2 separate regions of the Mus musculus genome follow, and region 2 is linked to region 1. A link is a contact called in ENCODE Hi-C or POLR2A ChIA-PET data. All regions are on one chromosome and are shown on one strand. Each heading gives the region's core, a stretch centred on a gene start or an enhancer-like site at or near the end of the contact. The rest is flanking DNA. Distances are from core to core; before and after follow the strand shown. Region 1 overlaps Ssbp3 (single-stranded DNA binding protein 3). Region 2 has its middle 34 kb from the start of Cdcp2.

Region 1 (2,777 bases), core at 252-2,751:
CAGGCATCTTCTGGTGACAGAAAGCCATGCAGTCCCTGGAGCCTGAGAGTAGGTCTCCATTAAGCTCATCCGAACACGCCTGCTAGGAACAGAAGCAGAAGCTCCTGAACCCACAGCCTACTTCCCTGCCTTCACTTCCCCTAGAAACTCCTGTTGGGGGCTAGACCAAAGAACAAGGGATCAGAATGGCCAAAGCTGAGGGAACAAGTCAAGAGGACAGACTTCAGCAGGAGATTAGGAAGCTGCTTCATTAAAAGGCCAAATAGGGCTGGTGTTTCACTGGCACCAACTCTTGCCAGTGGAACCAGAGGGTTAAGTGCTGATCAGCTGATTTGAAGAATCTATGAACCTTAGCAATGCCATGAAAACTGTACTGCCAAGAGAATTACACTAAAAGCAGCCCTGACCCCTGGCTAGGTAGGAAGCTCAGAGAATAAAGTGGCCTGAAGGCACACAGGAGCCATCCAAGTGCTGGCAGGCACAGAGTGTGCACCAGACACCCAGCACCAGGCAGGGTTTCCTAGGCATTATGTCACAGAATCTTCATACAGGTCCCAGGAGTCATGGATATACCATCAACCCCAAATATGGGGTACAGCAATTGAGGTTCAGAGAGGTTCACTGAATTTTTGGAGCAACCCTAGCTACCAGGAAAAATAACCCCTTCACAGGAAGAAGGAATGGGGCTCTGCATCTGTCTGTCCCAGAGGGAGGAGCTCCCCAGGACCCTGCCAGCACGGACCTGAGGCTGTTCCTCATCTTCCAGCAGCTGCATACAATATTATCGAACATGAAGATGTGTGCATCTAGCCCACCCCCTCCAGCAACCAAAGAAACAGCAGGAATTCTACAGCACCTCGGGTGCTGCCCACATTCTATTCCAGAAAAAGGAAAGCCCTGTGGCTCCCAAGGCCCTGCTCACAGCTGTTTCTGAATCCTATCCGGGGAGCCAGACCTAGGTCTTCCCAGGGGAGGATATACACTATGACTGACCCAGGGGGCCATCCTGACCTGTGTTCTGCACAGGACTATACTGGAACTCTCTTTCTCAAACCCCTTCTGCTACAAGGACTCAGCAAATCTGATCTCCTTCTTGTAAAGGAGAAAAATCTCACACAATTTGCTGATTAGGTGGTAGGACAGGCAGAGGGTCTGCCCTGCACTGGCTAGAGGGAGCCCACACACGACAGTTCCCACAAATGGGAGTGCCTCCACAAGGGACTCTTATTTGGGGAAAGGAAATACCATAGTCAGGCAGCTGAAGCATAGGCCAGCAGCTCTCAGAGGCAGGAAAGAGAAAATGCAAGTCCAAAGGGGAGGAGAGAGCGCCCCAGGCCTTCAGCAGCAGCTAGCAGCAGCCCTTCCGGCATTGGAGGTGCAAAGGCCTGGCTGGAGTTTACAGCTGCAGAGGTAGGGCCCACCAAGGGGAGGAGGGAGACAGCTAGGTGGTGTTGGAGGTGACCAGCAGGGCTCCATGGCCTGGGGCTGGCTATGCATTAGGGGGCAGTCGCAGCCTGCAGAGCCACTGGGGGCTTTGTTACTGAGCAAGTCTCCCAGGCGCTGACTGCTGATGCATAGCTAACGGGCGGCAGACATTGATTTATGTTCAACTTTCCATTTCATCAGTGAGAGTTACGGCGCTACATGTGGAGTGCAGGGGGCGGGGGGAGATGGCTGGAGTGTGCAGACACAAACCTGTCCAAACACATGCATACTGGCAGGCGTACCGGCCAAGGCCCCAGCCTGTCACTCAGGCAGCCTGGCACGTCAGGAATAACCTTTTGTCCATGGTTGCTAGGAACCCTGGTGCCGGTCAATCTGCCACTGGGCAGACACAAGGCACCAGGCTGGCCACCAGATGAGCACAGCCTGACCTATGAGGAGGAGGTGATGGTGGTCAGGAAAGGTGATTGGTGTTAAGGCTCTGTCACTAAACCGAAGGACAAAAGTAAGTCCTAGAGTGGGTAGAAAGACTCTCGAAGGACACACAAGAATTTGTCAGCAGGGTTAGATACAATCCAGGGTACGTAGCTCTTGGGGTGGGGTTGGGGGGCCTATAGCTGGCTTCCATCACAGTAACCAGAGGTGGGAAGTTAGTCACTCACTACCAGAGAACACTGACTGAACAGGTAGGGGTAAAGCAGGAAGGACCGCATCTCCAACTGAGTCTTGGACCCAACAGCTGGAGCACTTCATCCCTAACCCTTCTCAGCAGTAACAGGCTCACCTTCTGTCAGTCTAGAAGCAGATGACTGGGCCTGGTAAGAAGCTAGGGGCAGGGGAGTGAAGACTCACATAGCACCTGTGTGCCTTAAATCAATGGGCAACAGACTGGGAAGAGGCTGGGGTGAAGGGGCTGGGCCTGGTGGAAGGGTGAGCAGTGGCTGGAAAGAGAAGTAGTTCATACGGAAGCCACAATCCTCTGCTGTCCAGACCATCTTCCTAGGCAGACCTGTCCAGTTCTAGTAGGGTTCCCTCATCTGTGATGCACCCACGATGCAGCTCTGGGACCTACCTGCTAAGCCAACACCACCCTAGAAGACAGAAAGGGTTAACTCTTCTGGGGAGAATGCTTTTCTCCAACTTCAAAAAGGTCAGACAGCTTCACCATGAAGGGCCTGAGCACCAGCAGGGCAGGCAGGGAGGGGGCTGAAGGGGCACGAGGTAACCCTGCACCCAAACTGCCCAGCACGGCCTAATCCTGACCTGTTTCTATGTCTCACTATGATGTCTCTCTTTGTGGCCTTTGCTGGACTGAGTCCCTGGGCAGCTCCTGT
Region 2 (2,817 bases), core at 318-2,817, 110 kb before region 1:
TGTTTCTCCTCTGCTGCTAAGGTACCAAGGCAGCCATAGAGAATGCATAAATGTATGTAGCTGTGTCTAACAGCCTTATTTACAGAAACAAGAGCTGGGCTGCATTTGGGGATAGGCCTTACTCTGCTAACCCTTGCTCTAGGAAATATTTATCCCTGTGTACAAACAACTCCCTAGAAAGAATATACTTGGGTGGTGGTGGGTACATGTCTTTAATCCCAGTACTTGAGAGTCGGAGGCACATGAATCCCTGTGAGTTTGAGGCCAGTCTGTCTACAAAGCAAATTTTAGGACAGCCAGGGCTAAACAGAGAAACCCTGTCTCGGAAAAAAAAAAAAAAAGTTAATATTAAAAAAACATGAGCTGGCCAGGCGGTGGTGGTGCACGCCTTTAATCCCAGCACTTAGGAGGCAGAGGCAGGCGGATTTTTGAGTTCGAGGCCAGCCTGGTCTACAAAGTGAGTTCCAGGACAGCCAGGGCTATACAGAGAAACCCTGTCTCAAAACAAACAAACAAACAAACAAACAAACACAAACAAACCATGAGCTGGAAAGTTGGCTCAGCGATTAAAAGAGCTAACCTGCTCTTCATAAGACCCTGGTTCAATTCCCAGCACCCACATTGGCAGCTCAAAACTGTAATTCCAGTCCCAGGGGGTCTGGCACGCTCACGCAGATATATGCAGGTAAACACCAATGCACACAATAAATGAATAAATATACAAATGAATGAATGAAATTTGTGTGTGTGTGTGTGTAGGTCAGAAGACAACTTTTTTTTAAAGATTTATTTATTATTACATGTAAGTACACTGTAGACACACCAGAAGAGGGCGTCAGATCTCATGTTAGTGAACCACCATATGGTTGCTGGGATTTGAACTCAGGACCTTTGGAAGAGCAGTCAGTGCTCTGACCCACTGAGCCATCTCACCAACCCAAAGGGCAACTTTCAGTAGTCAGATCTCTCCTCCCACCAAGTGAATCTGAGGGGTCACCTCAGATCATGGGGCTTGGTGGTAAACACGTTCTCCCACTGAGCATCTCAGTCAGTATCCTCCAGGTAGGACATTTGTCACGATGACGATGACGATGACGAGGCCACTATTGGTGCATTACTATGGTTGTTAATGTTCCCTCTCTAATCCAGGATTTGGACCAGGGTCCTCTGCACTCAGTCTTCGTGCCTCGGCAGCCGTCTTTGCTCTGGGGCAGTTTCCATCTTTTCTTGTCCCCACAGCCTTTCCAGGCTTTGGCAACATTAGCTGGGTGCTTTGCAGACGGCCCCTCAGTCTGGTTTGTATGAGAATTTGCTCCTTGCTAGGCTGGGATCATTGAGGGCAAGAATAGCAGCACAATGAAGTCCCAGCCCACCAGGAGCAAGCACACAGCATCCCTGCTGGTGGGAGCCTCTCTGTCTGAGGAGAGTTCCCTGGGGACTGTTTCCCTCTCTGACTTAGGGGCAAGTCCCTAAAGCCACATTGCTTTCCCGAGCCAGGGAACAGAGGTGGGCGCAACCCACATCCTGGAGCGCCCCCGCAGCTGCTTCTCACGCCTGAGTCTCCTCTGAGGAAGACCTGCCCCTCCCCCACGGTATCTAGTCGAATCATCATGGAGTCCTAGTTGTTCTGCACATCGGGCTGTGATCCAGTCTACTTGTTTTTCACAGCGGAGCTAAGCTCACTAGCTCATGTAGCCCATACTCTTCAGTGACCATGCAGGCTAAGCTGTGCGCAGGCTTCTCCCCAGCTCCTGTGACGCCCCTTGAGAAGACTGCTCACAGGCACTCTGTTACTTACCCAGCGACCTCAGACAAGCCCAACTCTCAGGCCTCGATTCCCTAACTGGAGAGGCAACTTGATGAAACGTTCTAGAGCAGCGGTTCTGAACCTGTGGGTTGTGACCTCTTCCGGAGGTCGAGCATCCGATATCCTGTATATCAGATATTTACATTATGATTTATAACTAGCAAAATTACAGTTCTGAAGCAGCAACAAAATAATTTTATGGTTAGGGGTCATGACAACGTGCAGAAGAACTACTGGTCTAGGGTACAGAAGGGGCTGGTATTTATGCATTTCTAAATGTCTGGGCATCTCATCGCCTGAAAGAGAGCTTACATCCTTAATGGCTGTCTTCTTTATTTATGCTGGAAAGTGGCCTCTGAGCTGCAAGCCCTCGAGAACATCCTATGAACACAGTCTACATTTGTTTCCCATCTCAACCCCAGCAAGTATCCCTTCCTCATTCCTGGGCATTCCGGGGGGCATTCCAGGGGGCATTCCAGGGGGAGTTAGCTCTCCTCCTCTTCCTCACCCTTTTCTCCAGTGGCTGGACCAAAGGCCCACTGCCCTACTCAGTGCCCTTCTCGGACCTCTCACCGTCTGCCCACTGTCTTACCACATGTCTGTAAACGGATAGTGTCCCCCTAAAGTTACATGTTAGTCCCACCTCTCTGTGCTTCAGAATTGACCACGTTTGAAAAAGTCCTGGGAAGGGGTGATCAGGGCGGACTGAGGCCTTACACAAATGCGCTGCTCCAGTATGACGCTGCTGTTACAGAAAGAGGCCCGGGGATGCAAACTGCACAGAGACCTTGTGGAAACCACAGCAAGGACATGGCTGTGTGCAAAGCAGAGAGAGGCCTCAGGAGGCCCTGCCAACACCTCGATCACAGACCCAGTCTCCAGGGAAATCTATTCTGTCACTTAAGTCAACAGTGAGGGGGGATGGTTCGGTCACTAGTCAAGTGCTTGCCACACAAGCATAAGGGCATTAGTTCAGATCCTGGCATCCCTAGGCTTGTTTGTTTGTTTGG

The links. A loop is a pair of places that touch in the nucleus more often than their neighbours do. ChIA-PET counts read pairs that join two places held with the same protein, here RNA polymerase II (POLR2A).
Region 2: a loop to region 1 is called in a map of T-helper 2 cell, with 1.9 times the contacts of the local background. The contact joins two enhancer-like sites. A Hi-C loop is called at or near these places in 1 of 37 maps with a recorded cell type or tissue (T-helper 2 cell). POLR2A ChIA-PET finds 5 or more read pairs at or near these places in 1 of 5 experiments (Patski).

What each region holds. Positions count from the first base shown.
Region 1 is chr4:107,015,040-107,017,816 of GRCm38, reverse strand. The region is part of intron 5 of Ssbp3 (single-stranded DNA binding protein 3); the gene reads right to left. Among named protein-coding and RNA genes, the nearest start is that of Gm12786, 11 kb to the left of the region's middle. Within about 2 kb of position 1,501, at least 1 of the 3 ENCODE cell types and tissues checked has a DNase peak (open chromatin) inside an H3K27ac peak, as active enhancers do.
Region 2 is chr4:107,129,446-107,132,262 of GRCm38, reverse strand. No RefSeq gene overlaps it. Among named protein-coding and RNA genes, the nearest start is that of Cdcp2, 34 kb to the right of the region's middle. Within about 2 kb of position 1,567, at least 1 of the 3 ENCODE cell types and tissues checked has a DNase peak (open chromatin) inside an H3K27ac peak, as active enhancers do.